2 separate regions of the Mus musculus genome follow, and region 2 is linked to region 1. Evidence: chromatin loops called from intact Hi-C (ENCODE). Cell type or tissue: heart. All regions are shown on one strand.

What was found. Hi-C counts contacts between places; a loop is a spot of excess contacts. Peaks named below come from ENCODE experiments on the same cell type or tissue, not always from the same donor. Only the 100,000 strongest peaks of a DNase experiment are listed, where the experiment ranks them.
Region 2: a loop joins it to region 1, with 1.8 times the contacts of the local background. A loop is called at or near these places in 1 of 42 quality-filtered maps.

What each region holds. Positions count from the first base shown.
Region 1 is chr2:52,988,531-52,992,530 of GRCm38, reverse strand. All of the region lies in intron 1 of Fmnl2 (formin-like 2), which reads right to left. Among named protein-coding and RNA genes, the nearest start is that of Gm52511, 18 kb to the left of the region's middle. In heart, a CTCF peak has its summit at 2,020 (motif pointing right); DNase peaks (open chromatin) are centred at 550 and 1,060.
Region 2 is chr2:52,882,234-52,886,233 of GRCm38, reverse strand. All of the region lies in intron 1 of Fmnl2 (formin-like 2), which reads right to left. Among named protein-coding and RNA genes, the nearest start is that of Fmnl2, 26 kb to the right of the region's middle. In heart, no CTCF peak of the experiment used is centred here; a DNase peak (open chromatin) is centred at 1,823.

The DNA.
Region 1 (4,000 bases):
GGTTTAGATAGGGCTCCACTACGTATCCCAGGTTGGCCTCAAAGCTTCCAACAGAAGCTTCTTGCTGCTCAGCCTCATAGGTGCTGGGATTAGAAAAGAAATCTAGGGTGCTGGAGAGGCGGCTCTGTGGTTAAGCGCACTGACTGCTCTCCTGAAGGTCCTGAGTTCAAATCCCAGCAACCACATGATGGCTCACAACCATCCATAATGAGATCTGACACCCTCTTCTGCTGTGTCTGAAGACAGCTACAGTGTACTTACATATAATAATTAAAAATCTTTTAAAAAGAAAAAAATAAAAGGAATCTATGCAGTTCTGTATCTATCCATATTCAATTTAAAACCATTTTAACAAGAAAATAGAGGCACAGCACACAATACTGACTTAACTTCAAGGAAACCAAGTTACTAAGGTAAAATCGTGGGTGTGAATTTAGGAGACTGAGCCTTCTCATGGCCAACCTAACTAATAACTCCGGCTGGTAAAGAGAACAAGTGCTCCCAGCCAATTCACACCCAATGTCCTCTCAGGAAACCGAGCCAGGAAGGAAGAGCATCAAAAAGCCACAGATCCCGCTGACAGTGTTTACCTGACCCAGGCTGCGATCCTAATACCCCACCCCACCCCTCCAACCCCCCCACCATGGCTCCCTGACCCTGGAATAACTAACTGTGCAGCAACACTTCACAGAGCAGTTCATATTAGGATGAAAAGGACAACCATAACCCTAGCAAACTCCTTCCTGAAACCAGGAAGTTTCCTCTGCCAGATGTTCATTTTCATTTGGCTTCTCTCCACATAACAATAGAGTGGGGCAGAGAACATTAAGCAAGCCAGTGATTCTCAGCCATGCCAGAGAGCATCCCAGGAAGGTACCCATAAGAGCAAACTCCCTTAGCCTCCACCAACAGCACCAGCAGGAGGGTGAAGCTGGCCAGGGGTTGAAGGGGGTAAAACTGGCAATGGAGCAGCTTTACCAGCCTCCTTAACAGCAGCCCAGCCGTGCTGAGAAAACCATCCTGATGAGCGGAACAAAAACAACACAGCTCTGAAGACGGCCGCTCTCTGTTTGTGATACGGCCAGATGTTACTTGGCCGGCTACCCAGCAGATCTGCTTTTCGGTCCCCACCCAGCTATATTTGTCCTTTTTTCAATCAGGCATCCTGTTCACACACTAGTCTATAAACAACTTTCCTGGAGTCTAAGTATTTTCATGTTGGTTAACATGCCTTTCATCCCTATGAACTGTTTCCTGGAAATGGACTGCCAGCCAATATGGAGGACAAAGCTATATAGACGGTTCCCAACTTCAAACCATGGCTCACCACTGAAAAAAGGGCTCACAGGATACACATGCAGCAAAGCTGTTAGATGCTTGGCTCACATACAACACCAAAAAGGTCAGTTCCCAGGCCAAAGACTTCCGGGAAAGTTTATATTCAGGCATATCATAAACTGTGGCAGGAAATTCAAATCTTCACTCCCTGCCTGAACACAGTGTACTGAGATTTGAGTAAAATACTATATATACCTTGTCTTACTAGGATGACTATTGATGTGATGAAACACCATGATCAAAAGCAGTTTGGGGAGGGAAGGATTTATTCAGCTTACACTTCCACAGCACTGTTCATCACTGAAGGAAGTCAGGGAAGTCACCTCTATGTTCCTAATTCTCTTTTAATTATCCACATCTGTTTCTCACCCCTACCATCCTTGAGGCTGTAGAGCATCAGCTCTACTTATTTTGGCCTTTCTTCCCTCTGATATGTGATAAGGCTGGCCGAGCTAACAGTTTCTTTGATGGACACACCAGCCAACGATGGCTCCTCCCTGAAATGCAGACTCAGTGACATCGAACGGACATGAAGACAAAACTGCCAATCATGCTGGAGCCCCAGTCTGGGAGTGAAAAAGGTTTATCCCAAGGGGCATTTCCCCTTTTTTTTTTTTTTTTTTTTTAAGATTTATTTGTTTTATGTATGTGAGTACACTGTAGCTGTCTTCAGACACACCAGAAGAGGGCATCAGACCCCATTGCATATGGTTGTGAGCCACCATGTGGTTGCTGGGAATTGAACTCAGGACCTCTGGAAGAACAGCCAATGCTCTTAACCACTAAACCATCTCTCCAGACTAGAAAGGCATTTCCTATTTAGTGTACCATCCCCCTTTCCATTCTGTGTTCACAGCCAGGAGTTATTTTTTTCATGGCTGCCCACTTGCCTATCTCTTTAATCCCAATTCCTTCTACCACAAAGAAGGTTCTGCTATTTCTCTAAGAGTTTAGAAAACTTGTCCAAGAACACTAAGCAACTAGCAGTTCTTCACACAGGAGGGTTAAGCAGGCTGTGCCCAGATTCCATAGGTATCTCTTCCATCCCAGTGACTGGTTACACATATGCCTAAGTAGAAAATATTCAGCTGCACTTAGAGACTCTAACTGTTTCTTCTCAGGTAGCCTCACCTCCTATGGGAAGAACTCTCCTATTGGCTAGAAGCTTACTCCTTGCATGGCACCTAAACCGGAAGGGAGAGAAATAAATACGCTGTGTAAATGCATGTGCCCTATACAAAGGCACGACAATGTCCAAGATCCCTCTCCCCAGTCCTACCTCAGACTAACCAGCCACAACTACACACTATTTCAAACCAATCAAATGTAACCATCAGGTCCAATGCAACTATTAGTTTCAAAGGCAAATTATAAAAGGCCAAATAACGCTGCGAAAATTTTATACATATCAGCACTTATACACTCAAATATAGATGTATAACCTGAATCCAATGAAGCTAATCAATGAAGAAATTATCTGATTGTTATCAGGATAATTAATATATCCTGCATAACCAATACATCTTGGGGGGAGGGGGAAGCAAATATTGCCCGTGTGACTGTGGTTTCAAAGCCAATAAAATGTGAGGCTTTAGCAGTTAAAAGAATGTTAACTTACAGCTTGCCAGCTCTAAGGATTCTTCAACAGCCTGATCTCCTTAACTGTCACCTAATAAGATAACACATGTTCCTAACCCGTGGCTGGCTCTTTACAGAGGCCTGACCACGGGGACTGTTTCATCTCCAAAGTGTGAAATTTACTTTAACAACCCAAATCACAAACCCCAACAATGGCGGAGGGGCCATTCCTCTCACAGGACTAAAATGAAACACTTCTGCACACATGTAGACAATAGATTTCTAAGAGAAATAATTCCTCTAAAAGATTTGTATTTCAAGCCCCTAAGAATTGAGAGTATAATGCATTTGCTATGACCTGGATCTAGTTTTGGCTTTGGTTTGGTTTGGTTTTTGGTTTTTGTTGTTGTTGTTGTTTGTTTGTTTGTTTGTTTTTGCTTGTTTTCACATCTCTCGTGTTTTCTTCAGGTTTTTCATGTACTTTTAAGATTTGTTTCCTCTCCAGGCGTGGTGGTACATGCCTTTAATCCTAGCACTTGGGAGGCAGAGGTAGGCAGATTTCTGAGTTTGAGGCCAGCCTGCTCTACAAAGTGAGTTCCAAGACAGCCAGGGCTACACAGAGAAACCCTGTCTCGAAAAAAAAAAAAAAAAAGATTTGTTTCCTATCATCATAGCTTAGCTAGGTCAAGAAAAGAATTCAGAAGAAAAAATATTAAAAATAACTGGTTCCACCCTTATTTAAGACAGAATAGAAAACAGAAACCTTAATCTTTTTTACTTTCAAGTATCTTTTTAGCTTGCAGGGTCATCCCTGAGAGATAATAATGTCTCTTGGAGACAACAAATCTTAATGCTATGTTTGGTAATCAGTATTCAAAGTAAACTTACATAAAATTAAAGCAACAGAGTTCCCTAGATACAATCAGGAAATGTTTCTGTATTTGGACATAGCTATAGTTTGCAATTAGTAGAAGTAACATGATTTTAACTTTAGAAAATAAATTCTATATTTTTAAATACTGAAGACAAAATAAAAAGTCTACAATGCCTACAAAGATGTACAGTACCCATTTCTAGCACAGCC
Region 2 (4,000 bases), 110 kb after region 1:
GATGGGGTCTCACTGCACAGCTGACCTGTTTCACAAATCCCCAGTGCTCTCTGTAGGCCAGTCTGGCCAAGAACTTAACAAAAAAAAATTTTTTCCCATCAGCCTCCTATGTCTACTAAGAACCCATGCATTGAATGTTCTTACAGAGGCCCTAGGTTATCAGGTGACCCACTGTAATTTCAATTCCAAAGACCCCAACACCCTCTGGTCTCCATTGGCACCTACTGTACCTGGTGCACATAAACTCATGCAGCCACATGCATACACATAAATAAAAGTTATAACACATCTTTAAAGATAACCTCTTATGAGAAAAGAGATTCTATATGTTTTAGTTATGAAGCTTTAAAAAGAGAAGCTAACAGACATCTATTGGGTTATCTTTCATTCTATGCCAATTTACACATGAAAGATGTCGATCAGCCAGATGTTTTCCCATCACCTCTGAAATGTGAAAACCACCGGACTTCATTCAGCAAAGCTGTTCTGTACGCTCACCTGACAGTCCTATGGGGAAACTAATAAGTCTCAGACATCAACACACATATGAATCTCTTATTATGAGTTCTTGTTAACAGGTAGGTTGATTTTGTGTGCAAGGACAAGAAAGAGAATCTACGGTTCTAACAAGTAGCAAGGCGGTGCCTATGTTCCTCATCCTGGGACCACATTTGCAAAGAAGCAGATCTCCAGGCTAAGCGATGGTGGGTCTAAGGGGCCAACTCCAGCAAACAGCAACATCAGCACAGGCCTGTGCAAGCTACCCTCGCCCTTGCCTGCATTGATTAGGAAATTGGTCCAAAGCAAGCAGATCTTAACAACCTCCTTCATTGATGAGCCTGAGATGCAATCACAGAGAACACTGAGAAATGACTGACACATACCAGAGAACAGAATCTCTTTGAACCAGGCACAGTCAGCTTCCTGGAGCCCTGAGGTGTGGTTTTCACACAGGTGAGAAGCAGTTAAGAAGTGATGACCTCATACAGGAAAACAGCCTGATTTCACAAGCCCTTCCAACCCGTTTTACAAATTACCAGTGCTCATGGGGACTCCAAGTTCTCCAAGTGAGTCGTCCTCTGATGCAAGTTACTGCCTAAGAACCTTATCAACTAAAATGAGGAGCCTTTCCAGGCAGAGGCATTAAGAGAAGAGAAACTGGCCCCTCTTGTCTTAATTGGTTTCTATTACTGTGATAATACACCATGACCAAATGCAACTTGGGGAAGAAAGGGTTTGTTCCAGCTTACAGCTCAGGCCACAGGTCACAGGAAGTCAGGGAAGGAACTCAAGACAGGAATCTGGAGGCAGGAACAGAACTACAGACCATGGAGGAATGATGCTTACTGGCTTGTTCCCCATTGTTTGCTCAGCTTGCTGACCAGACGCTAGACTTGATATTGAAATATCAAATGTCCCTAATAGAGTCTTTGAGGGACTCTGAGACATCACAAGCTGGCTCTCTCCATTATCTGAACTGTTCTCAGCAGCCTTGTCTAACTTCCTCCATGAAGCCTCCCACTGATTGATCTCTGAGCACACGGTAGCTTTTCCAGCCCAAAGTTCCAAGTCCTTCTACAACCCTCCCAAAAATATGGTCAGATTTGTCACTGCAAAACAGCAATATCACATAACCTGGTACCAATTTCAGTCTTAGAGTTTCTGTTCCTTTAAAAAACAAAACAAAACAAAACAAAACACCATGACCAAAAGCAACTTGGGAGCAAAATGTTTCTTGCAGCTTACAGTTCCACATTTCAGACCATCACTGAGAACTCAAAACAGGGAAAAAGGAACCTCGAGGCAGGAGCAGAAGCCAAGGAGAAGTGCTGCTTACTGGCTTGCTCAATCTAATTCCCTATAGGACCCAGGACTACCAGCCCAGGGCTGGAACTACCCAATCCCCCACATCACTAATTAAGAAAATGCACTACAGACTTGTCTGCATGCCAATCTTATGTGGCATTTTCTCAGCTCAGGGTCTCTCGTCCCAAATGAATCTAGCTTGTGCTGAGTTGACAGAAAACTGGCCAGCACACCTCTTAAATCCACATTTTTTCCATTCTGGTTCTGAGCTGTCTGCTGCAATTAATCACATGTCCACGTAAAGAACAGGAACATAAAAAACCGTAGAGCCAAGACTGAGAACACAAGGAATATGGTAGCCTCCTACACTAAACAAGCAAGATAAAGTCATTGCTAGAGAGCTATTGTATAGCTCAGTACAGTACTTGCCTCCCATGCATGAGGCTCTGGATTCAATTCCCAGCACCCTACAAACTAGATGTGATAGCACAATCCTAGAAACCCAGGACTCAGGAGGTAAAGGCAGAAGGATCAGCAGTTCAAAGACAATCTGAGACACATAAAAGGTATTGCTAGGAGACTTTAGACCAGGGCACAATTCCTTCAGGATTAATATTTATCTTTGCTTAATGCAACATCAGTGAACTGTATGTCCAAACAAGCACAAAGGGAAATGCACTGAGTCTATTCTGATGGAGAGATCCCTCTACCTCCAAAAGGGAGCTCATCTTAACCCCCATGAACTAACTGAACAACGTATTGGCTATCTTCCATGCTCCTGGGCTCCAGAAAACACAGGACTAGTGAGAGTTAGCTATGCCTCTGCACCACTATACAGAGGAAGGATTCTGAACCTGTGACTCACGGCCTCTGAAAACCTATGAGTGATTACAGAGGCTGTATGTTCATTTTCACATCTGTGAATATCTATGCATTTTGCCAAAGACCAATATCTACTAATTTCCACCAGGACACTTGCTCAACTATGTTGATAGCAGCTTTATTTATAATAGCTAGAAACTGGAAACCACCTAGATGTCCCTCAAACCAAAGAATGGATAAAGAAAATGTGGTACCTTTGCACAATGAAATATTAACTCAGCTGTTAAAAACAACGACATCACAAAATTTGCAGGCAAAATCATCCTTAGTGAGGTAACCCAGACCTAGAAAGACAAACGCAGTATGGACTCACCTGTAAGTGGGTATCAGCTGTAAAGTAAAAGACTATCATGCTATAATCCACAGACCCAGAGAGGTTAATTAACAGAGATAGCATACAAAAGGACACAAGCATCTTCCTGGGAAGGAAAAATAGAATAGATTTTTGAGGGTGAATTGATGCAGTGGGGGAGAAAATACAGAGAGAAACGCCTGGAGTTGAGGGGGTGCATTTCAGGGCTAAGGTGAAAACCTAGTGCAATGGAAACTCCATGGAATCTACAAAGGTAACCTTAGCACAGACCCCTAGTAATGGCCAACATGTAGCCTGAACCAGCCATCTTCTGTAACCAGGCAAGGCCTCAAGTGAAGGGATCAGGACACCAACCCATCCACAAAACCTCCTACCAATAGTCTGTCCTCCCTGCAGAGAGTGCTGAGAACGGAGCCTAGGAGAAGCATCCTCAAAGAGACTAGAGAGACTTCATCCAGCAATTGATGGGAGAAGATACAGAGTCCCACAGCCAAGCATTAGGGTTTGGGGAGCCCTGCAGAGGAGGAGGAAGGATCTGAGGAATCAGAAGGGTCAGGGACACCGTGAGAATACAATCCCACAGAATCAACAGATGGGGACTCATGGGAGATCACAGAGATCAGGGAGACTGTAGAGGTCTGGTGTAGATCCTCTGCATGTATGTTATAGATGAGCAGCTTGCTGTTCTGGTGGGAATCCCAACAGAGAGAACGGGAGCTGCCCCTGACTCTTTTCCCTATTTGTGGGCCCTTTTCCTCCTAATGGGTTAGCCTTGTCCAGCCTTGATGTGATGGTATGTACCCGGTCTCACTGTAGCCTATTATGCCATTTTGCTTGATGCCCCTGGAAGGCGTGATCTTTTCTGAGGAGAGATGAAGTGGGTTGGATGTGAGGGAGAGGGGAGGAAGAAGGGGGGAGGTGAAACTGTGGTCCAGGTGGAATATATGAGAGAATGGTTTTTGTTTTTGTTTTGTTTTGTTTTGTTTTGTTTTGGTTTTG